Linked DNA regions of Mus musculus: region 1 is linked to region 2. Evidence: chromatin loops called from intact Hi-C (ENCODE). Cell type or tissue: gastrocnemius. All regions are shown on one strand. Links, peaks and the distances in the headings refer to the core of each region. The heading gives the core; the rest is flanking DNA.

What was found. Hi-C counts contacts between places; a loop is a spot of excess contacts. Peaks named below come from ENCODE experiments on the same cell type or tissue, not always from the same donor. Only the 100,000 strongest peaks of a DNase experiment are listed, where the experiment ranks them.
Region 1: a loop joins it to region 2, with 4 times the contacts of the local background. A loop is called at or near these places in 11 of 42 quality-filtered maps.

Annotation. Positions count from the first base shown.
Region 1 is chr2:136,142,818-136,155,187 of GRCm38, reverse strand. The region is part of intron 3 of Pak7 (p21 (RAC1) activated kinase 7); the gene reads left to right. The region is part of intron 3 of Gm14218 (a long non-coding RNA gene); the gene reads right to left. Among named protein-coding and RNA genes, the nearest start is that of Gm14218, 12 kb to the right of the region's middle. In gastrocnemius, for the core only: CTCF peaks have their summits at 5,473 (motif pointing left) and 6,035 (motif pointing left); DNase peaks (open chromatin) are centred at 5,485, 6,026 and 6,932.
Region 2 is chr2:135,355,230-135,367,599 of GRCm38, reverse strand. It overlaps Plcb1 (phospholipase C, beta 1), which reads right to left. Exons shown (of 32, transcript NM_001145830.1): 24 at 7,814-7,946; 25 at 5,163-5,216; 26 at 2,613-2,832. Among named protein-coding and RNA genes, the nearest start is that of 4930545L23Rik, 150 kb to the right of the region's middle. In gastrocnemius, for the core only: a CTCF peak has its summit at 5,582 (motif pointing left); a DNase peak (open chromatin) is centred at 5,585.

The DNA of each region.
Region 1 (12,370 bases), core at 2,586-10,585, 790 kb before region 2:
AGTGGAAAAAAGACAGCATTTTCAACAAATGGTGCTGGCACAACTGGTGGTGATCATGTAGAAGAATTCGAATTGATCCATTCCTATCTCCTTGTACTAAGGTCAAATCTAAGTGGATTAAGGAACTCCACATAAAACCAGAGAGACTGAAACTTATAGAGGAGAAAGTAGGGAAAACCCTTGAAGATACGGGTACAGGGGAAAAATTCCTGAATAGAACAGCAATGGCTTGTGCTGTAAGATCGAGAATCGACAAATGGGACCTCATAAAATTGCAAAGCTTCTGCAAGGCAAAAGACACTGTCAATAAGACAAAAAGGCCACCAACAGATTGGGAAAGGATCTTTACCTATCCTAAATCAGATAGGGGACTAATATCCAATATATATAAAGAACTCAAGAAGGTGGAATCCAGAAAATCAAATAACCCCATTAAAAATGGGGCTCAGAGCTAAACAAAGAAGTCTCACCTGAGGAATACCGAATGGCAGAGAAGCACCTGAAAAAACATTCAACATTCTTAATCATCAGGGAAATGCAAATCAAAACAACCCTGAGATTCCACCTCACACCAGTCAGAATGGCTAAGTTCAAAAATTCAGGTAACAGCAGATGCTGGCGAAGATGTGGAGAAAGAGGAACACTCCTCCATTGTTGGTGGGATTGCAAGCTTGTACAACCACTCTGGAAATCAGTCTGGCGGTTCCTCAGAAAATTGGACATAGTAGTACCGGAGGATCCCGCAATACCTCTCCTGGGCATATATCCAGAAGATGTTCCAATTGGTAAGAAGGACACATGCCCCACTATGTTCATAGTGGCCTTATTTATAATAGGCAGAAGCTGGAAAGAACCCAGATGCCCCTCAACAGAGGAATGGATACAAAAAAATGTGATACATTTACACAATGGAGTACTACTCAGCTATTAAAAAGAATGAATTTACAAAATTTCTAGGCAAATGGATGGACCTGGAGGGCATCATTCTGAGTGAGGTAACCCAATCACAAAAGGACTTTGGAAAAATTTATAATGTTCTAACACCTTCAACTCCTTGTTTAGATAAAATAATTGTATAACAATTCAACTAAACTAGCATTATAAGCTCTGCACTCCATCTTAAGAATGGTTAATGAAGACAGAAAGATTGAGAGAGACAAACAGAGGAAGGAATACACAGACAGGGGGCATACCAGGCATTCTCCTTAGCAGTCATTCTTCGTTTGCTTTATCTCATCCTGAAGTCATTGTCCTAGATCAGTGTTCCCCAACAGAACCCATCTGTGTTGTCCAATAAGCCACTCTTAGACACATGGAACTCTGGGACACATAAGAAACTCTGGAAAGGAAATGACAACTGAAGCACCGGATATTCCGTTTCTGTAATGATTTAAAACTAAATAGTCATGGTGCCCATATTAAACAACACAGATCCAGATAGTTTGCTATTTGGAGTCTTGACTAGCATAATCTCTAAATTTTGGATTTCAAAGCATTCAAATTTTATAAATTTAGATTAGGTATTATGCTCAGGCAGGAAAGCCTGTGTAAATATTCCAAGATCTGAAAATTTTCTGACATCAGAAATACCTGACTGGCACATTTCAGATATGAGATACTCCAGCATGATGGGCCTGGCAGCACATATTTGTAATCCCAGCTAATCAGGAAATGGAAGCAGGAGGGTCACCTAGGGTTACAGAGAGAGTGCAATAAAAACAGAAGGGGCTGGAGGTGTCGTTCTGTGGTAGAATACTTGCCTAGCATGTGAATAGTCCTGGGTTTAGTCCGGGGTGCAGACAAGAGAAACACACACAGAGAGATTCTCTCAAATTTATTCTCCTAATGGCAGAGGCAGGGGTGAGAACTTTTATGAGTGTGCTCCCCCATAGAAAGTCCTCAACAGAAACCACGGCAGGGTGAAGGAGGCAAAATACAGTGGACTATGTTTAAGAGTAGATGAGTATGTGGTTGATCCCTCAACCAGCTTCTATGTGTGAGTTGTGCCAAGGACATTGTCACATCTTAAGACAGCAAGTCTGTCCTTATATTCCAACTTGTTTATCAACCATTGCCTGAAGCCACTTAGCAGAAGGATCCCTTCCCAGGCTGTCTGAGGATTAGAGTCCGCTTTCCATAACCAAAACGGTGGCCACATATTTTCAATGACCCCAACAAAGCTCGTATAGGAATTGAATCCACTTTGAGGGAATGCTATTGAGACTCTCCTAGCAAGAAGATCACTAACAGTTTCATCTGGGGGAGGAGAGAGAGAGAGAGAGAGAGAGAGAGAGAGAGAGAGAGAGAGAGAGAGAGGGGAAGACAGGGGGAAGGGAAGGGAGAGGGACAGGGAGAGGGAGAGAAACTTCAAATATACCATGCTTGGCATTTCACTATATCAACAGAAAACTGTCCAAGACAATGAGACAATGGCCAGGAGCTGTGGCCCACAAAGACTCAACCAGTAGGAAAAGGGAGTGGAAATCTGCCAGCAGTGTTCCCTGCAGGACTCCACGTCATTAAAGCTTCAAGGTTTTAGATAACAGTACCATTAATATTTTCTGACTTCTTCCTTTCCTGGAAGTAGGTAAGAAAGAGTTCCTATTCTTAGAGAGGGGTGTAGAACAGAGCAGAGTGGAGACAAAGACAGTTTCTTCCAGTCTAGTCTCATCGTGTAGGTGTTCCATTGTGTAGGTGTGCCATTGTGTAGGTGTGCCATTGTGTAGGTGTTCCATTGTATAGGTGTGCCATTGTGTAGGTGTGCCATTGTGTAGGTGTGCCATTGTGTAGGTGTTCCATTGTGTAGGTGTGCCATTGTGTAGGTGTGCCATTGTGTTGTTTAGATAATAGCCCACTGACATCCTTATTTCCTGAACGTATGGAAGAAATATGGGACATATGGAAAATAAGGAATTTTTCCAGGCTATGTGGTTCTTTTAAGCTTGTTTGGCTGTTTTGTTTTTATTTCTGGTGTTTCAAGATCATTCCTGTCCTGAATTCAATAAAGTTTTTAAGGTACACACTCAAGTTCTCAGCACAGAGAATTTAATATCAATTATTTCTGAAATCATGTTCCCACCCACTCACCAGTTCTTCCCTTCTCTGCACCTCTGTCTTGTCTATGCAGGCACTCCCATCCTTTGTGGGTTTTTGTTTTGTTTTGTTTTGTTTTGTTTTGTTTTGTTTTGCTTTGCTTTTGCAGATTCTGAACTATCTTTTTTAGTTCTCAGGTTCTAAGTCTCATCCCAGCCTACTCTTCATCCTTCCTCCTAAACTATCCCCCAAAGTGCCCAGGTCCCAGCTCTCTTCACACTGACCAATCATCAGAGAGGCTCTGGCTGCTTTTTGTACAAAGCTGTTGTGTGACTCTCATGTTCCAATCTTTGGAGAGTACAGGTTTAATTTGTCCCTAGGCCTTTGTTTATTCTCTCTCTTGCTAGTTTCATTTAGTTGGGATAAAACATATACAGCACAGATACATTTCCATCAGCAATGAACTTTTTATCATCTGCTCATAACACACAAATGGATATGGGGTTAGCAGTGCAAGCTAAAGCTGTGTAAACATGCTCTATTTGCACAGTGGGAATCGCCTAGCGATTCTCACACTGCTACTAATGCTTAAGTCTATCTCTTTTCTCCATCTGAGATGTGGTTGTCCCACTGTGAGAGGGTGACAGACTGGAATCCATGCCTAGGAAGTAGTGGGCTAACAAAGACAGACAGCTTGTTGCCCCTTGAGACACAAAGGAAGCTCCGTTCCTGCTACTATCCCTGAGCATCAAGGACAAAGACACTTTTCAGTCTTGTCTTAGCTCTGTACAGACAGAAAAACAATGATGCCTGAATCCGTTTCACAGGTCTTCATGTTGCTCTCAAAGAAGCTTATCTATGCGGATCTTTGCACAAATGGAGCACAGACAGGTTCCCAGACTTATCTGTGCTCAGATGTCTCTCAAGCCAGACCTTACCAATGTCTAACTCTCCAGGGCCTAGGAGGCCATTTGATCTTGATCAAGAGAGGTAGTTCTGACTGAACATGAAGAAGTGCACCATGCTTGACTTATAATGATCCCAGAATCCTTTCTGCCTTCAACAGCCTTTCTGGAGAGGCTTGAATTCAAATTTCCATTTTTGTATTTCAGGTCACGTTGTTTCGACACACGGCTGCTGTGTCCTGAGATCAGCGCTACGTGCTAGGGACACAGCAGTGAATGAGTCAGATGTGAGCTCTTCCTTACTGAACCATTCATCCCAGAGGGGAAGGGCTCAAGGGAGTGATCACAATTACACATACAGAGTACGGAGAGGAGAAAGGGAAGTAGCAAGGATGGAAATAGCCTGCTCCATCCTCATCCTCTCTACCCACCTCCTGCCACGTTATTCAAACTCTGAAGGCATCACTTTTATCTTGGGACACTGTCTAATGGGTGCTTCAGAGGGAAGGTGACCACAAGGATAAATAATCCAGAACTTAGGCAGTTTCATGAATGGCTGAGAACAGTGGTGATCTGTCAAAGACTCAGGAGTAGAAAGTTATGTAGGACAGCTGTCTTCTAATGCTGAAAGACTTCCCCTTGGGAGCAAACTTCAGCACCATCTAGAAATCCCCTGTGAGTTCAAACAACAAGAGCCAAGTAGAGAAATCACAGAGATTCGGCGTCATGCTCACCAGAGCAGAGTTGGATACAGTGTGTGCTTTCTAGTATCTACCCAAGAATGCAGAGAGCACCAGCCATCAGGAACAACCAAGTACTGGCCCAGCTGCTCACATCAGAATCAACACAGCAAACAGGGAGGGAGAAGAAGTCAAGAAGAGAGAGGAGTCGACAAAGTTTTCAAGATTTGGTGTCAGAGAGGATGAGCCACTCGTAAGGAAGCTGGCTAGAACAAGGCCGGGGCTTAGCAACTATCAGCTGTCTCCTCCAACTGAAAACAAAAGAGAGTGATCGGATCCCTTTTCGGTTTTTCTTTCCCAAATCCTAGATGGTACTTAACATTCCTAGGCTTGAACATCACCATGCTTTTGTGCGGTTTGTTTGTCTGTTTGTTTGTTTTTACTCTAAAGCTCTTTGCTTCTATTTGCTCTAGTCCATTAAATACTAGAGCAACACCCAGGAACAGACTATGAGAGGACACACCTTCCATCTTCTGAATCTCCTCTTGGAACCCCCGCCCTGAAACACTGCTATGTTCACTCTCTAAGTTTCCCTTTAACCAGCTGGTTATTCTACTTACGGACCTTGCTGTCAGGCAACAGGCACTCCATAAATAATGTCTGAACTAAAGTCCGGAGCCAGGGTACCTTGCTATACGTTCACCTCAGCAATAACACTGGGTAGAGGTTCTTAGCAGAGAAAGGCACAAGCCACATAAAGTAGAGTCATGCATTTCAATTTGATTAACAATTTTAGCACAATAACATTAGAGAGGTGTCCTCTGACCTATCGAGTTCCTAAATGTTGTGAATTCCTTAAACTATGCCGCCCTCTTCTGGTGTAAGTGTCCCATTACAAGCCTACTCATCTGTTTGTAAATTCAGTTTAGATAATCTCTTCTTGTATATTCAATCTTTTCTCCTATTGCATTTCTACAACTTAAGGATATAGATTTAACATTTAAACATCCCTTTAATGCTTGATAATACAACTTTTATTTATTTATTTATTTTTCCTTTTTTTGTTTTCCATAGTTTAGTATTAATAATAATCATGGTCATGCTGACATTTTGAATGCTTGGATTCCTGTATTGTCTCTAAAACTGAATAATTTTCTTGGCTTTCAGTTAAGGGCAAGTGTTCCTGTTTCTGATGCACATTGAAAAGCTCGCAGGGAATAATAAAGTTATAAGCAGGAATAATCGCTTAACACAGTTTTCCCGGGTCTCATCCTCAGCTCTGTGTCTATGAAAATCTCTGTGCTCAAAGGCATCAAAGGAAACTGAGATGCCATCTAGTGCTTGGGAAAGAAAAGGTGCTCAACTCTGTTCGTTGCAGGCTAGATTTCTCAAACCTATGCAAAGGTGCCACCTAGTGGCCGAGAACAGCATCACAGCTTTGCACCTAGCTGCTTTGGGAAGCGGGGTGACATTGTTAGCACCTGTATGCTGTCATTTGGGGTATGGATACATTGTGGCTTTAATTTGTCAATGCTTCCACTTACAAATTAAGAGGAATTTGCATTTTAATTAGCAAAACTGATCCCATACTGAGATAAACAAATGTTATCCTCTCAACTCTGAGTAATTAGACAGCTTTCCCTTCTGAGTTATAATTTAACCTTTTCCACACTCTGTTGTGCCTCTCAGCCCTTTTGTTCCTGAATCACACATAAATTAAATTTCCTGTAAGAAAGTCTGTTTTGGAAAAAATCACATGTAGATGCTGTGACAGATATTCTGACAGAACCCCCAGTTAACAGCCTCTATCTAGTGCCTGCCACCATGATAGTGAACATCTGGAATATACAGTCACTTATTGTGACCACAGACTCAACCAACCGCTAATTTCACAGGCAACTTCCCAGAAGATGTTCTTGCCAAATTCCTGGCCTCCACAATACGGAACAAAAACACCTGTGGCTTTGCAGTGGTGGTGACTAGAGCATCCGTTCTTAGTCTCCTGCTTACTCCTCCAGCAAGGGGGCAACTCCACAAAATGTGATACAGTGGCCTAATGCAGTCATCTTTCTTGGTAGAGAGAAAAAAATGCCTTAATATAGTTTGCTGGTGGTGGATTGGTTTATTTGCGTTTCGGTTTTTTGTTTGTTTTGTTTTGTTTTGTTTTGTTTCGTTTTTGTAGACCAATTTCTGGATCAGAGAAAATTTAGAAGGTACAGAGGATCCACAGATACTACCACCCCCAGCCCCAAACATGCACAGCCTCTCAATGCCAAAAGCCTCACCAGACTGATGCAGTCTTGTGACTGAGGGACTCTCACTGATGCAAGAACACCAGCCACCGTCCACAGGTGACACTGAGGGAATGCTCTTGGCATGCACATTGCACATGACTGCCAACAGAGACTTAAATCTACGGTTGGGTGGCATGGGGCAGTGTTACTGCCCTGAGCATCCCTGTGCTCCAGCTACCCATGCCTTCCTCCTGTTAATCCTGGAAATCATGAGTCTTTTTACTCTCTGCATAGCTTTACCTTTTACAAATTGTTATAGGTTTGCTCTCTCTCTATCACATATGATAATGATTCTCTACCTTCCTGATGCTGCAGCCCTTTAACACAGTCCCTCATGTTGGGGTGACCCCAACCATAAAGTTATTTCATTGCAACTTCAAAACTAATTTTGACACTGTTATGAATTGTAACATAAATATCTGATATGCAGAACGTCTGATATGCGACCCCCAAAGGGGTCACAACCCACAGGTTGAGAACTGTTGTTTATAATCTACTATATATTCACCTAAGTACATGGATTTTTTGCTGGAATTTTGATCTGAATTAAGCTACATCTGTAGATCAAGTTGAAGTAAGAACATTATGTCATCTGATCCATGATCATGGAATATTTATTTGTTTACTCAATTCCTTTTTATATTTTCGTTAACATTTTGTACTTTGGAGCACACAGATCTTGTCTGTGTTTGTTAGATTTATACCTGTAAATTGCAATGAAGATGCTAATCAGAATGGTATTTTTTTTTTAATTCTGAGCTTCACTTATCCATCAATGATACACAGGAACCAACTGATGTTTTATATAAGAAATAATGCGATTTCTTTATTCACTTTAGTCTGTTTAATATTTCCTTTCTATTAATTTTTGGTTGCCATACAGAGTACTAGGTCTGATCATGACATCTTCTTACATAGGCCCTTATGCTTTCTTCTGGTTCACCCTCTTCCCTTTCTGTCCTCCCCCCCCCCCCCCCGTTGTTTCTTCTGTTCTACCAGGCTCCTCTTCTTCCCTCATCAGTCCTCCCTGTTTTCCTATTGCATGTATACCATCCCTCCCTCATTTCCCACTTCCTTTGAGGTCTCTTCCTCTTCTCTCATTACCCCCGTTCTGGGCTTTTGATGTATAAATAAACTTATATAATCACACATAACATACATACCTATCCCCACGCTGCAAAAAGTTTATTATTATATAGTTTAGAATTGTAAACTCTGACTCTTTTTAACTACTTGTCATTGCAGAATTTGGTTAATACTTTCTAATTTTGTACATAACTGATCATGCCCTCTTATTTTAAAAAAAAAAAAGAACATCATTCATTCTTTCTTCCGATCTGTAGCCTTCCTCAGCCTTGTTCTATAAAGTCTTATCAACTGTAACTTCTAGTACAATCTTGAAAGGAATGGTGAGACAGATCACTGTTTCCTTCTATTTTGCCACATCAGAGAAGCTTCTGGAACCAAATGCAGAATCAGTGATCGATTCTTACAACCGCTCTTCATCTAGTCCGGGAAGTTCTCTTCAATTTCTTTACTGTTGATGTGATCATGAGACTTTCCTCTGTAGCCTGTTGTATGAACAGCAGTGTGATGTGGGATTGTTATTGCATAGCCAGGATAAATCTTACCGCTTTGTGGTGTATTGTTATGTTTTAGATTGCTAAATTTGTTTTCAAATGAGGATATTTAGAGCTGTGTTCATGAGACAGGTTTATCTATAGATTAATTTTCTTGTGATAGAGAGTGCTGTGTTAGCCTTAAATTTTGGTAGAAGTCACCACTGAACTCAATTGTGTGTGTGTGTGTGAATGTGTGTGTGTGTGTGTGTGTGTGTGTTCTTATACATGTGATCCAGAGGTAGATACAAGTATCTTTGAGTTTGTTGAAATCCACAGCATGTGCAATGACAGGAGCAGCCCCTAGTAGAGTGTGTAGGCTGCACCTGATAACACAGGTTCATCAGCCCCCAAACTCCACCAGTCTGGTAGGCACCTGACTGATAGTGCAGGAGGCAGCTCATGTGTGGGGACACAGGACATTTCTTTACCTTTTAGATTTGCTGTGAAGACAAAATTGCTATACAAAAATAAACTACACTAAAGAGTATTACCCCCACACACACACCAAAAAGATGACTGATCGCATTTGGCTAGTAAGCCATAATTTGTTCAGTCTCAGCTTAGATCAGGTGTTTGTTGAAGGAATAAATGAAAGAATAGAAATATATGTTCTAAAAGAAATATATGTTCTAGATGTATGCACCATGTGGAGATGAGCAATCGAAGATAGATGTCTTCCTCGATTACTTGTCCCCTTACTTTTTGACGCAGGGTCTCTCACTGAACAGAAGCCCACCACTGCTGTAGTTACAGCCGAATACCCTATGCTCTGGTTTCCCATGGGTTCAGAGATCTGATCTCAGCTCTCCCTGCTTGCAGGACAGGTGCTTTTCCAACAGATCTGTCTCCCACCTTTCAAAAATTTTAATGGCTGTGCTATCTGTATTGATGTTCCTTCTTTCATTTCTGACAGTGGTAGTGTGAGTCCTCTCTCTTTCTTGGTTATCCAAGCTAGATGTTTAGCAATTTCATTTATGTTTTCAAAGAATAAGACTTTGGTTTTCTTGGGGCTTTTTTTCTACTGATTTTCTGTTTCCAGTTTCATTGATATATGCTCTAATTTTTATCTGTTTGTCTTCTTCGACCTTCTCCTTCTTTTATTTTATTGGATTTAATTTGCATGACTTTGATTGTTTATTTGTTTGTTTGTTTTGCAGTACTGAAAGGTAGAATAGTATGTAGTGACTTGATTTTTCTCTCTTCTCTCTAGTATGTGTAAGGCACTGACTTTGCTGCATCCCACACGCCCTGATGTTATACTTTCAGTTTAATTAACTTAAAACATTTTTAAATTGTTCTTGAGAATTCCTTTTGATTTGTGTGTTACTTGGAATTGTACTGTTTAATACCTGTTTATCTGGGGGAAACTTTCCAGTTATCTTTCTGGTATTGATTTCTTGTTTATTCTAGAATGAAAACATTGTATTATTTTTGTAATTTTAAATATTTTTAGGTATGTTTTGTGACCCAGAGTTATTTGGTGAATGCTCTTGGAGAGCTTAAGAAGAAAATGTACTCTTGTGTTTAATGAAGTAGTTAAATAAATGGACATTTTATCCAGTGATTAAAGTTGCCTTTCAATGACTCCTGCCTGCTGAATTTTCCTAGTGTATTAGGGATTCTGAAGGTTTCAACTCTAAGAGTGAATTCATCTCTTTCTCCCCATAGTTGTATCAGTTTTTGCTTCTTGTATTTTGCAACTCTATTTTTAGGCTCATCTCTGTTGGGGATTGGTTCTTTCTGTTTGTTTGTTTGTTTGTTTGGAGGATTTTTGTTCTTTGGCTTTTTTTGTTTGTTGGTTGGTTGATTGGTTGGTTGTTTATGTGTTCACTTGGAACATTGACTTCCTTTATCATCATTTGATAATCTATCTATTACAATTTTTCTCACTTAAAAGTCTGTGCTGTCTGAAATCATTATAGCAACTCCTCCTAGTTTCTTTTGATGGATGTTAGATGCCTTGCCCCATCCATTTACTTTTAATCCGCAAAGCCTTGTATTTTAAGTGGCTTTTTCTAGACCAGTGGCTGTCAACTCTCATAATGCTGTGACTCTTTAATATAGTTCTTCATATTGTAGTGATCTCTTGCTAGAACCTATGTAAAATATAAAGGCCTAGATAAAATTAAGATGCAGGTAAAATGCTAAAGTCTAGGTAACTGTTACTTGGATGGCCTGCCATTGTAAGGAAACTTTCTCATATGATTTTGCTACTACTAGGAAACTTTCTCATGCCAAGATTGATTGCATAATCTGTTATGATCTGTGCCCTTAGAAACCAGTCACAAATAGAAGTCAATATAACTGTTTTGCATGGTTACCCACAATAAGATTGGACCAGAACCAACCTCCCAGCAGAACTCCCTGCACCTATATATAAGTTTTTATGGCTTAAGCTGCCCGTCGGATGGACCCCAACATACAAGAAGTCTTGAATCTGGACTGCAGCTCTGGTCAACCCGTCCTGAAACATATGCTCAATAAACAATCCCTGTGCCTGGGGTAGGTGTTTGTTTTGTGAGGCAAATCCTGAACTCCCAGACCCAAACCATAAAATTATTTTATTGCTACTTCATAACTATAATTTTGATACTGTTATGAATCTTAGTATCTAATATGCAGAATATCTGATATGTGACCTCCCAAAGGGTCATAACTGTAATTTTGACAGTTATTAATCCAATATTAATATCTGGTATATGACCTCTCTCAAGGGGTCACAAGCACAGGTTGATAACCACTGCTCTAGACAATAGATTTTGGGGGTATTAATCTTTTATCCATTTTGATGATCTCTATGTTTTACAGGATATGTTTTGTAGAGATACACTTGACCAATAATACTTAAAAGTAGCCACTGATACAAATGGGTATGTGTTTACCATATAAGTTTCTATCTGTTGCTCATTATTTTGTTTCTTTTTCTCTTTAACATATTTTTTAATTGGTTGTTTTTGTTGAAGCTCATCCTCAGCTTGATAGGGGGTCCTAAAAGGGGTGTTTGGGATTAGCAGATGATACAAACGGACAGCTCTATGTTCTGCTCAAGACAGCTCTCTGCTGAGCGTTCTCTCTTACAGACCAAAGCACAGTTTGTTATTATGCATAAGCTGCTTCCTTAAGAATTGCATATCAGTTTGGTCATTTACACCAGGATCCCTTTTTATTAACCTATGAATCAGCATTTTATGACCTTAGCCCCAAAACTCTAAAGACAGCCACATGGCCTAAACTGCCAAGTTCTGCAGCTTGCTGGAACTGGGACAGGGCCCCATTGTTCTATTACATTATCATCAGCTTTCTGTTTTCCAACTCCTTCTCTGTCTAAGCTTGGCTGACCTGGAACTTGTTCTGTACACAGACCTTGAACTCAGAGTTCTTCGTGGCTCTGTCTCCTGAATGCTGGGATTAAAGGTGTGTACCACCATGCCTGGGCCTAAACTGTTTATGGCCACTATTCCTCAAGATCCAGATCAAAAGCCTGTGTCTTCCAGCCTCAAGATGTGGATCATAAGTGTGCCCTCCATTTCTGGATTGTAGTCCATTCCAGATTAAAAGTTCAAACTCTCCCTTGTTCAACATCAAACCCAACAATAAGCTTAGCTGGGTAGGATTTTGCCCTGAGATCATCACTCCCTAGATATCTTTATCTCCTTTAATATCTTTCTGACAAAGCTGGCTCATGTGTGCAGCTGCCTCCGTTCTTTCAGTTTGGTGAAGCCCCTCATACGGTTCATACTGCATGTGTGTACTTTGTATAGTTAAGAAATCTTGCACGGAACAATTTTTACACTGATTTATATTTTCTTGATTTCATGTTTTTGGGGTTTTTTTTC
Region 2 (12,370 bases), core at 1,732-9,731:
TGAGCGCTACACCCGTTTCCTACATCTCTGATGATTGTTGGGTCTCCCTGACCACATCTCTCCACTTATCAGTTAACAGGAACCATTAGGACATCTCATAAGAGTAATTTGTTAAACTCTTACCCATGACCCCAGCTCTGAAGAGGCTCCTAAAAACATCTTTCTCATTGCTGCTCCTATGAGGCAGACTCTGAGCCATATGGCTTTAGCTGGAGAATGGAGTTTCTTGAACAGATATGGCCATCGTGATCACATACATTTCAATCTCTACAAGGATAGCTGGCAGTGACAGAGCCACATGGGCCGTGTCTTCTTTCCTCCAGGTATCCACTTCTCATCCTAAACTCTCTTAGGAAAAACAACAAGGCAAGAATCCAGCCTTTGCTACCATTTCCGTGCCCCTCTTTTTTAGGAAAAACCTGTATCATCGCCCATCTGGACTCCTGAGAGAGTGTCCCCTCAGGTCTCTCTGTTCCTGCTCTGAGTCCCCAGTCCTGACAGAGTACCATCTAGACACCATGACTCTAGCATCACCTGCTCCAAGCATGACTGAAGCAGACTTGATAGCAGCTCATGTACATCTCAAAAGTGCAGCAAAGGGTCATCTTCCATGCAGCAGCTATGAATATTTTCTGAGGCTATTAATTAGACTGCAGACATTTCATCAAACTGTTTCCTTCTGTGGCTTCTCACTCAACCACATAAGTTCTGAATTACTTGTCATTTGCTTCTGCTCTGGAAGACCTTGGTTAAACAGTTCCCTCTCCTAGCTGCTAGACATCATTTGTGTCACACCACATGGGGCTCACTAGGTCTTATCCATTTTGCCAACTGAACTATTCTTGAAACAGGTCAATTTTTCCCGGCTTTGAATCTTCCCCTTGGCCTGGGACTGCCTCCTATCACTCTATGGTTGTGCATGATTGATTCCTTAGGAGTCACCTCATTCTATACTGTGACTTGTCAGAATGGCTCTCCCAGCTGGGTGTGGTGACATTTGCATATAATCTCAGCTTTTGGACAACAAGGCAGGCAAATTATGACTTCAAGTCCATCTCAAGTGTGGGGGGGCTGGTGTGCTACTTACTGGCTTTCTCCTTACGATCTACTCAGCAGCCTATTATAGAACCCAGAACCACCAGCCAAGAGGTGGCCCCACCCACAATAGGCTGAGTCCTCTCAAAGCAATCATTGAGAAAATGCCCTTCAGGCTTACCCACAGCCAATCTTATGGAGGCATTTTCTCAACTGAGATTCCCTCATCTCAGATGACTCTAGCTTGTGCCAAGTCATCATAAAACCTAGCTGGCAAACTGAGCTACACATGGTGATGCTCTGTCTCAAAACTCTAGAGAGTGGGTATCAGCTAAGTAGTGAAGGACTTGTCCAGCATGCACAAGTCCCTGGGATCCATCCTTAGCACTGCAATAAAAAAATTTAAAAACACAGGGGATGTTATCTTCTCTGAGGTCATTCTACATCAAAATTTTGTTCTTTTTGATAGTCTTTATGGTTATGCTGTACCACGGTTATATGTGTTGTCCATTTTCCTCGAGTTATCTCGATGTCTTGGGTTTCTGTTACTGTGATAAAACACCGTGACTAAAACTACTTAGGGAGCAAAGCGATTATTTCATCTTATACTTCCATCATTGAAGGAAGTCAGGGCAGGTACCTGGAGGAAGGAACTAATACAGAGGCCATGGAGAAATGTTGCTTATTGACTTGTTCCTCATGGCTTCCTCAGCCTTCTTCCTTATAGACCCTGGGGCCATTAACTCAGCACTACTGACAGTAAAATAGCCTTCCCATGTCAAACATTAATTATGAAAATGCACCAAACACTTCCTGGGGCAGTTTGATGGGTACATTGAGATTTTTCTAGTTTTTATAAGCTGAGATAAAACTAACTAGCAAACGTGACTGCATATTTGCTGTTTAAGGGTAAAATTGTATACAATCATTGAATTATCCACAGGGCACAAGAAACAAAATAATAATATTACTCAATAGCTATGCTAGACTTGCTTCTCTCTGCCACATTCTGAGTGCTTTGAGTATATGAGAGATGTACTGTGAGAGCCCCAGACCCCAGGATATCTGTCAGGCCATTACGGGTTTCAGGCATCAAAAGAAAGTTGAAGCTTCTCCTTCCTCATGGTAAACAGTCTGTTCAACTCGATTCTAGGTACATAAGAACTCCATACCCACACTTTGGCAGCTGCTATGGTGTGTGGGGATGGTGTGGGGTAGGGGTGGGGGCATCAGGGACCCGATATCTGAGCCAAGAGCTAGTGCTCTGGAAGCATAATTGTATATCTACCCCAGAATTTGTTCAAATGAAGAAATCCATACCCAAAGTACTAGCTATGCCAAGACCAGAGAAAGAAGGGTCACAGGAATTCAGCCAGCCAAGACTAGCCTGGAAAGCGGGGAGGGGAGAAGAGAGGGAAGGTAGGAAGGAGGGAACTAAATTTAGCTTATAAGCAACTGTGAACTGAAAATACTCAAGAAGGGCAGGGTGGAGCCTGTGGAGTGACTTTGCTCCCTGTGGCATCACAGCATATAAACCATCAACCCCCCGCCAGGGCAGCATCTCTTTATGGACTCACTTCTTCTTGCTGTCCTTTTTGGCGGACTTCTCCAAGGCTGCCCTCCTTCTCAGGTAGTCATTCTGAATCTCGTTGTACTTGGTCGTGTGCTCCTTAATGAGCTCCGTGGTTTTCTTGTGGTGTCTCTTCACCAGGTCTTTCATTTCTTTGTAGTGTTTCTTTTGAAGTTTCACGAACGATTTCTGTTGCTTGAGCTCTTCGATGGTTTGCGCCTCTACTTCTGCAACAGAGGAGCGTTAGGAGCTGAGTGACAGAGTGGCTGAGAGTCCAGGGGTAGGGACAGTGGCATCCTGTTCAGAGAGGAACAGCTTATTCCTTCCAAGAGTGGCTGAAGAGCACAGCCTAGATGTCAGAACTGTCAGTAAACTGCTCTGGCCACTAGCTAACGACTGTGCTAACAAAACATTGCAGAGAGCGAGTTCCTTCTTTGGGGCTTTAAGTTTGGTTTTCCCAGAAGGAGAGTCTAGAATGGGGATTTGTGTGCCTGTGGCTCCTTGTGAGCTGAGGAGAGGGAAAGTAGATCAGCAGTGGAAACAACCAAGCAAAAGCACGCACATCAATTTCAGTATGACTTCTGAACAATCCTACGAGAACCCAAGGTGTGCATGGCACACCGGGTCTGGTCTCCCCATGAAGGCCAGCTTCTTGTGAATTTGGGATGATCAAAAGAAGATTTCCCTTTATATAGAGGAAAATTCTGCAGAGAAGCAGAGTTAATAACCTAGCCTCACTATGCCCGGGAACAGAACATATCACATCAGAGGAAAATGGAGCAGGCCCCAACTTCATCCTTCTTAGGGATGATGGCATTTCTACTAAAGGCTGGTCTGATGGTTAAATAAAATAAAAATCATGGAAAGTGTTTTGTTGTTTTTGGTACCATGCCTTAGATCAGTGGTTCTCAACCTTCCTAATGATGTGGACCTTTAATTTTTCATGTTGTGGTAATCCCCAACCATAAATTGTTTTTTGCTGCTACTTCATAACTATAATTCTGCTACTGTCATGAATCATAATGTAAATATTTCTAGAAATGGAGGTTTGCTGGAGGAGTCATGACCCACGAGTTGACAGCCACTGCTAAAGCGACTTAGCAAATGATCACACAGGTTCAGCGTCATTCAGGGGATGCACTGACAAGGGACACACCGTAGGTTTCTCCCTACATATCAGGGGATATGACAGTCAGGTGTGCCAAGAAAGTGTCCTTTAATCTAACTTTCACAAAGGCTCCAGCAGGGCTAGGGCCACCTGTATGACTGTAGTGTTTTATCCAATGTTGAGGAAAAAAATGGTCAATGTGACAAAGTCTGATCTTAAATCACTACATAGGCACACTCCATCACTTCTATAATAAGCATTTGTAAAATGAGTTCTCACTTCTGAAGTCAAGATCCCACACTAGCTTCTCTATTGCTTTCTCTAGAATTACAAGAATGGGGTTTTGGGGAGCCTTTCAATGTATGGTGTCTCAACTTCAATGAATTATCATTTATTTGGACCCAGCTAAGTCAGAGTTCACATGTTTCCATTTCTTGATTTGAACTTTCTGTTTTAGGAACAACACCACAAAAGATACCATAAATATTTGGAACTGTCAAGAGGTTCAGAAATAATATATATCAGAAACCATAGCAAACCTGGATAGAAACGGGCTGTGCATAAACAGGGAAGCTGGAATGGTAATTTCTGTTGCTAAACACCAAGGCCTTTAAACAGTGCTTCCTTCTCTTACTGTGTGTCTGTCCTGACAACTACTTTTTCTTCTTATTGAAGGAAGAAGTTGTGGAGAGAACTAGATACATTTATTTAACAGTTTCCCTCAGGTTCAAACTGACTTCAGACAGTTGCGTAATAATGGCTGCATTAAGAATTTATAATCCTGAGAAACTTCTGCATTTTCTGGTAGCCGATTCCACCTCATGAGAACCTAGAACATGAGCCACAAACAGTCTAGAAACAGAACTCCCCGTGCTCCAACCCTCTAAGAAAAAGACAGTCTAACCTGTCTTTGAAAAAGCCTCCGGGTAAAAGACTATCCCTTGGGAATATCCCCAAATGTAAAAAGTAATGCTCATCTGCATAAAGACACATATCACTAATGGGTGAACTGTTCAGAGATAGCCACAGATAGGGTGCGGTGCAGACCCTGTGTGTATACACTTGCAGATTTTTAGATAACATTTCAGTATCTTGTTTTCTTCATCAGCATTGTATTGCTTCCCATGGAAGCCCTTTAAAAACGTGCTTTGTTGCCTTGTAAGTTCTTCATAATTTCTAGGAATGATTTATGTATTTTTGGTGAAATATAGCTGTGTGGATAAAGTTTACATATCCCCAATCTGCAGCCCTGCACATTCTTGCAAAGCTGACACGTTTCAGTCATGGTAAACACCAGGGAAAAGGCAGAGGACTGCCAGGAGCCGTGACATCTTCTGGAAACTGTCCCTGACTAGGTGTAATCCAAGGCCGGGTTTCTTCTCCCCTCTGTACACTTACTGTGCAATGTTCATGTGGCAAATTCCATGAGGAAAAATGGTTTATGCTCACCTGTTAACACGCTCTGGATCAGATCTTCTGTTTTGGCAGGTGCCTTCACAGACCCTGCAACCAAAAAGATCAAAGAGATGGCCTTCTTTATCTTCCAAATTTCTATCTCATTTTCCAAGCATGTTTGTGGATGGAGGTGCAGCCCCGGGGTAGAAGAGCACTTGGCCATCTGGGTTTCATCTCCAGGACTGGGGGGGTCCTGCCCCTGTGCCCCCAAATTCTAAGTCTCTTTAGAGAGATGGCTAAAAAGTTGTAGAAAGTTGTTTACAACATAATTACAGTAAAACCTCTTTAGTTTGTAACTTGGATTCAATGCTATGCTGATGAGTAACTACGGGCATTCTCCATAGATAGGGAGACATCCCTCTACTTGAACCAAAACAAGAAATTCAATCTCAGCAATACTACTGCCACCTTCTGGCAAGATCAGGAATGACATGATTAAAGAGTGAATGCTGACCAAAGACCAATCAACTTCATGATCACTGTGCCAAGTGTGAGGTGTAACAGGTATTACACACCCTCAAAATGCTTCTACACAGAGGAGTGGGAAGCAAAACTTTCAGAGGGAAGCCATTTTGACCTAGGGTTGGGACATGGCAACATTACCTGTCCCCACCAAGATGCATTAAGAAGGGCACAGCATCAAAACAGAAGCCCAGATTAATGACAAGAAAACATTGAGGCAGCTCAAAGGAAGCAAGGGACATTTTGAAAAATAATAAAATATCAGGGGTATGAGAAACAAGAGAGAGTTGGGAGCTGTTACAGAAGGAAGGTGATCGTGGAGACATGATGAGCAAGTGCTCTCACTGTGGGACCCTGGGTGCAAATCTAGGACAATCAATAGACCCTGGTGCAAGGCAGGCCAAGCTTACAGAAGACTAACTTGTTTTGAAAGCTTACTGTGTTCTTGCTGACTTTAGCGGGAAAGGAGAGTTTGCATCACAGAGTCTGTAATATTTTTAACTGTTTCCTGTAAGCCAAATTATTTTTTGAGTATCACTTAAAAATCAAGATGTTAAAATGGCAAATTCTCTTTTATTCCCAGAAGCAATAAGCTCAGTTCAGAAGCCCTGAAAGTGTTTGCATGTGGTAGATAATAATCATTTGGAAATGCCGTGTCCTGTTATGGTTCACTCTCTCCTATTATTGATTTCATAGGAGTAGAGGATCAGTGAATGCATGGTTGATACAAATGAAGAAGGATTTGTATTTATAAAACATATTCTCTGAAAAAGCAGCCTTGCCCATCAGTGAGAAGATCTGTATTTCACCAATTCCATGTTCCACTATGACAGAGAAGAAAACGGGCACAGAGTCACACTCTCATGTTTTATGTTATCCCCCTCCTGTTTTATTAACTGACTCAACTAGATGGCTCAAATGCATGCCACTTCTTGGAAGTGAGTGATTACAGAGGATGCATGAAGCTCAACTTGCTCTCAGGATGGCTTCTGTCTGTTAAGAGAAACACAAAAACACACACACACACACACACACACACACACACACACACCATTACTACCACCATCACCACACCACTCACACATACACATATATACACACCACACATTACACATACAAGCACACACACACACATATACACACACATACATACATACAAACACACATATATATCACACACACACCACCACCACAGCACTCACACATACATATATACATACATACAAACATAGACACATACATATCATACACACACATCATCATCACTACCACCACACCCCTCACACATGCACATACATATACACAAATGCCACCCCACATATATATGTGCATACACACACACATATATATATATATATACACACACATACATACACACACACATACATAACAGACATACACACCATCACCATCACAGTACTCATACACACATACACATACATATATACACATACAAACACACAGACACATACATATCATACACAGAGAGACAAACACTACCACATACACACACACACACACACACACACACACACACACACACACACACACACACCATACATACACTCAATTAAGGAGAGTGAGTTGAAATGCTAACATGAGAGGCATTGAAATGATTTGGGTGAAGAACGGAAGCTAAAAGCAAGCACTTTAGTAGTACCATACGCCCTCTGACCTGGCTTCCCTTCTCTGGCATTGTGTCCTTCAGGAAGTGCTTCATCATCTCCCAAATGAAACTATAGAATGCACCCTGCTGAGGACTGGGATGATGAGATGACCTAACTCAAATGCACACTCTAGCAGACAGCCTAGCATAAGAGGACATTTAAGGTTACTGGAAAATCAGGTGGTGGCAGAGCCTTGAAGTGGAAGCAAGAAAGTGCTTCTAAGGCATACTGGTAAGTTGTTTGTAGAACTCTTCACAAACTCAAACTCTATTAGTGGATGGATCATAATTCACCCCCAAATAACAACCAATGACACAGGTGGGTTTTAGGTTCTCAGCAGAGCCAGGTGAGTATCTGTGAGGCTTGGTAACAGTCAACCATGTGTCCATCCTGCCACCTGCCCACCCATATCACTTATAGTCTGCTTATATCCCTCAGCCATAGCTTCTGGGCCCGCAGAAGTGCCCAGAAGCTGAAGGTTGGAGAGCTAGCAAATGGCACTGTCCCGCTGTTTACCTGGAGCAGGCTGGCTGTGTGGAGCCTGGGAAGGCGGCTTGGGTGCAAGGGATGCGGTGTGATTCACCCCATTCTCTGCTGGCGTTGTCCTGGTTTCGCTTGGAGCCTCGGAAGATGTTTCTCCAGGGTCAGCCTAAGATCATAAACATCTTTTTAACTTTCTGCTTCATACTGCTTTTATTTTCTTCCTGTAACAGTAAGGCTACACATTATGGCATTTTCAAAATTCCTCTGGAGTCTGAAATACCAAATTTGAAACTGTCAAGAAAGCAAGATTAACTCAGCATAGTGTGAAATCAAGAAGTGTCAGGTTAATTGCACAATGTGCTCTGTTTCCACTCCAACTTTCTCATGCTCCTGAATAAAGCCTTCCCACACTGCCTCTGGATCTCCCTAGATGCTTCCATCAAATGAGAGAACAGCAACGTTTAATGCAAACAAAGGACCATAGAGAGTCTGTCCAGCCTTTACAGATTTCTGCTATAGTGGTAGACAAGGAGAGGCTCTGTGGAAGGACTGCTAAGCCCGATGTCCTGGGATAGACACCCCTAGCTGAATACACATGTGAGTGAAACAGCTAAACTGATCTCAGCTTGGTTCAGAGTAGCAGAGACAGGCTTCTGAATAAATAACACAGAAGGAAATGCTAGTTTGATTCATGCCACCAGCTTCCATGTCACAGCAAAAACCAAAGTGATGGGTACGAGTGCAGACTTTGGAACCAGGTGTCCTTGGATTCAAATTCAGTCCATTTAGCAAGTCACTTACTTCTCTGTGCCGTGTCTCCATCTTTATCCTTGAGGGTATACATGAGTTAGGGATCATAAGATTGCCTACCTTATGAGGTTTCTTCCAGGATCAAAACAGTTAATGTTTGGTAAGTATCTAGAACACTTTCTGGTTCAAGCTAAATAAGTAAATGCACGAAACAGTTATGATGGTATGCCATTACCAATGGACAAAATGAAATGTGCCAAGACTTGTGAGCCTGTTATCCTGTCCACTCCATCAGCTATACCCTATTGAAGGTAAGCATTCAGTAAGTGTCTGTAGCATCAATGCCGGTCCTATAAAATAATTGCCTCTATAATGGTATAGTCCTCCAACAGTGCTTCCCCACACTCCAAGTGCCTGACAGCTGGTTTAGACTTGCTTTCCATGTCCACAGCAAGTTTTTCTGGTGACGACTTTATCCCAGCATCTTTCTGTGTAATGCATTTATAAGTTATTATCAGGGATATTTTCTTCCATGGGTCACCTGGACGTCAACCCTGTGACATTTTGGCATGTAATTACAAAGAGCACACTGGAAATTTTACCAAAGGAAGGCAGAAGTATAAACAGCATCACTGACTCATGTTCTCATTCCCTCCTAAACTTGCTACTTTTCATCCTTGAAACAAAGCCTTACTGTACAGCTATCGATGACCTTGAACTCATGATATTCCTGTAGCCTCAGAGGTGGCATTGGATCAGTTCGTTCCCCAAAGCTTAAGTCAACAAATAGCACTGCTGATTGTCCAGGTTTCTTCAGTGTACCTTCTCTCACTGGGATGGAGCAGGAGAAGATAAGTGTTGGTACTGGGCTGGACATCAAAACGGGAGCCTAGCCATAGAATCTAGAAGCATTAGATTTTGCTATTGGGAAATTATATCTTTTGACAGATGGATAACAATGATTGGTAAGCTCTGGTATGGTCACATTAAGTTAGATTCCATTAGGAATAATCTCCCTAGAGTCATATGCCAAGAGGAATGATGACATATTCTTTGTTCAACCAGACATCGCAAATGAGAGTCTCCTGGCTCAAGTGCTGCCTATGGGTGGTACCTATGGTGCTATGTGGGTTTTTTGTTTGTTTGTTTGTTTTCTGCATTGGTTTCCTATATTGCCAGATTTTTCCATGCAGGACATGTCATACACAGAGAAGGTTTTTCTTGAAAGACAAAAAAAAAAAAAAAAAAAAATCAGAGTTAACGAACTGGACCTATAAAGTGGTGACAAGGAGAAGAGAAGCCATACCCAAACCCAGAGGAAGCTGTTATAAGTGGGACAGGCATGGTTCAATTACCACCTATACCCACGAGGTGTTGAAATAAGATGAAAAATTAAATATTTCTGGGAACTTACACATTTTCAAATGACCTAAAGGCTAAAGTGCACCTCCAGGCTGCACTGGACCCAGAACAGCCTTGTCTGCGTGCCCTGACTCGAGGAACAGAGTTTGCCTGGAATCCCCAAGCCAGAATGCTAAAGGGATGTTGTGTCTGGAAATGACCTAGGCCAGGAGCCAACAAATGTGCAGCTCTCGCTTCCTCCACCCTGCCAGACATGCGTCAGGAGAAGAGGGCAAGGAAGGCACTGATTAACAAGATTTTTGAGTAGTCAAATTTCCCAGGGGCCTCTGAGGATTTTTTTTTCTGGGGATAAATGTGATACAGTACTGAGCATCTATGATGGCAAACAACAAAAGACTGATGTCTGACAGTTTTGCCAAGGGATATGTAGAAAAGCCCCAGTTTCCCCATTGGGGAAACTGATAACAGGAGAGGCTGGGATTCTGTGGGCTGGATGGTGCTTTGTCTTGGCTTCATCTCTGCCCAGCCAGGTGGGCTGCCCTTTTGGCACCATGGCTGAGTAATCAAAGATGATATTGAAAGTCAGCACTAAACTCTATTAAAAGTAAGCCAGAGGTCAGATAGGAGACTTGAGAACTTATGATAGTTTAAGGTCTGAATAGTTTTAATAGCAGGCATTCTGTGTTCTATGACAGTGGCAGCTTAGGTGAACATTAATACAACAGTAAGCTATGGCTAAGATAGTGTCACACAGAAAGATGAGGGAATTACCAAAGAACTCACCCTGTTGCACTAGAATGACATGCAAATAATAAAATATAAAATAAATAATACGGTTAAATACCTTCAGTTGTGAAATACTAAACTTAACTTTTTGAAATAATTGAGAAACTCAAGTCCTTCCCATCACATAGATGTGTGAGCTTTAATGCAAAACACAAATTTTCTGTGTCCAGCTCAAAGGAATCAATACTTTTACTATGTTTCTCTCCAGGCCTCTCTATGACAGTTACTTTCATGTGTTTCAACAAAACAAGGAGAAATCCTTCCCCAAAGTGCTAGAAATTATGAAATAAATAAAGGCACCAAAGATATGTTTTTTATAAACTTAATTGGAAGGCCACTGGGATCCAATTAACATGAATTTCAATTAAGGAAGGGTCATATGGTGGAACTTCAGTTGCTCTTACTAGATTTTTGCTTGTAACCTCTGCCACCTAGTGGGCATATGGAATTACTACAGTATATTTTTCTTTAAAATAAGGCCAAAAATGGCTTTTAAAATTGATTTCATATTTAAAAATTAAATCTTTCTTTCCAAGAGTTAAGGTAAACACAATCTCTTTGAAATTATACCACATGTAAATCAGTAAACCTCCGTTCTTATAAGTTTTGTAGAAGGTACGGTGTACAAATAAATGAAAAACACTTGTGACCTGGACACAGAAATTTTGGCTTTAATAAACAAAACAAGCGGCTGAGAATACATAGCTTTAAAAAAAATCTGTGGGATGTTTAACATGAAAGTAAAATATCTTTCAACTATGAGATGTTACTGGGGTTAGTAGAGGAGATGTTACTGAGGTCACTAGAGGATACTGGTTATTCCTGATTCCTGGGCTGGTAAGACAGCTCAGTGGGTAAAGGTAAGGCCAACAAGCTTGCTACCTATATTTGAGCCCAGGGCCCCACATGGTGGAAGGAGGGAACAAATATCAGCGCTTTCCTCGGAACCTACATACCTGTTCTGAGGCACAATCATGTATGCACACCTCACAACACACACACACACACACACACACACACACACACACACACACACACACACACACTAAGTAAATAAACAGATGTAAAATTCATTAAAACACACTGTCCCTTTCATGTGGTTTTAGGATGACAGCATGTTGCCTTGGACCCTGGTGGGTAGGGGAAAGGCTCGCCACTTTCCCAGAACACCATGAAGGAGATTTATAATTTCAGGGTGTGCCATCCAGTCTCCTGAGGATGGATGTGGGCAGTGTTTATGGCCTTGTTAGAGGCAGCATTTTGGTTGAAGCAGCTTTTCAGGATGTATAGTTAAGTTGTACCTAAACTTTCCACTAGCTGAATGAACCGAGCTATTGTACCTGTCCCATCCCTAAGAAATTCAGGCTCAGTCCTGAAAAACACACATCTTGGTTGGTCTTCTCCAAGTGCGTGGGAGGGAAGCACACCGGCATTTGCAGCCCACTTTGAAATGCATTGAAAAATAAAAATAGATAAGTGGACAGAGGAATTTATATGTTATCAAGCGAAGAATGCCACTTAATTGTGGACTGAGATAAGAGTATCAGTTTTAAGATTCTTTCAAGTTCAAGTTGTACTTGAAGAGTCTGGCAGCACAAGTGATGGGCAAAGGCTTTACGTCGTGAGCAAGTTTGTCTCCTGTCTTTAGTTTTTGGCTTAAAAAAACAGGGGTTATTCATTTACTTATCTCCC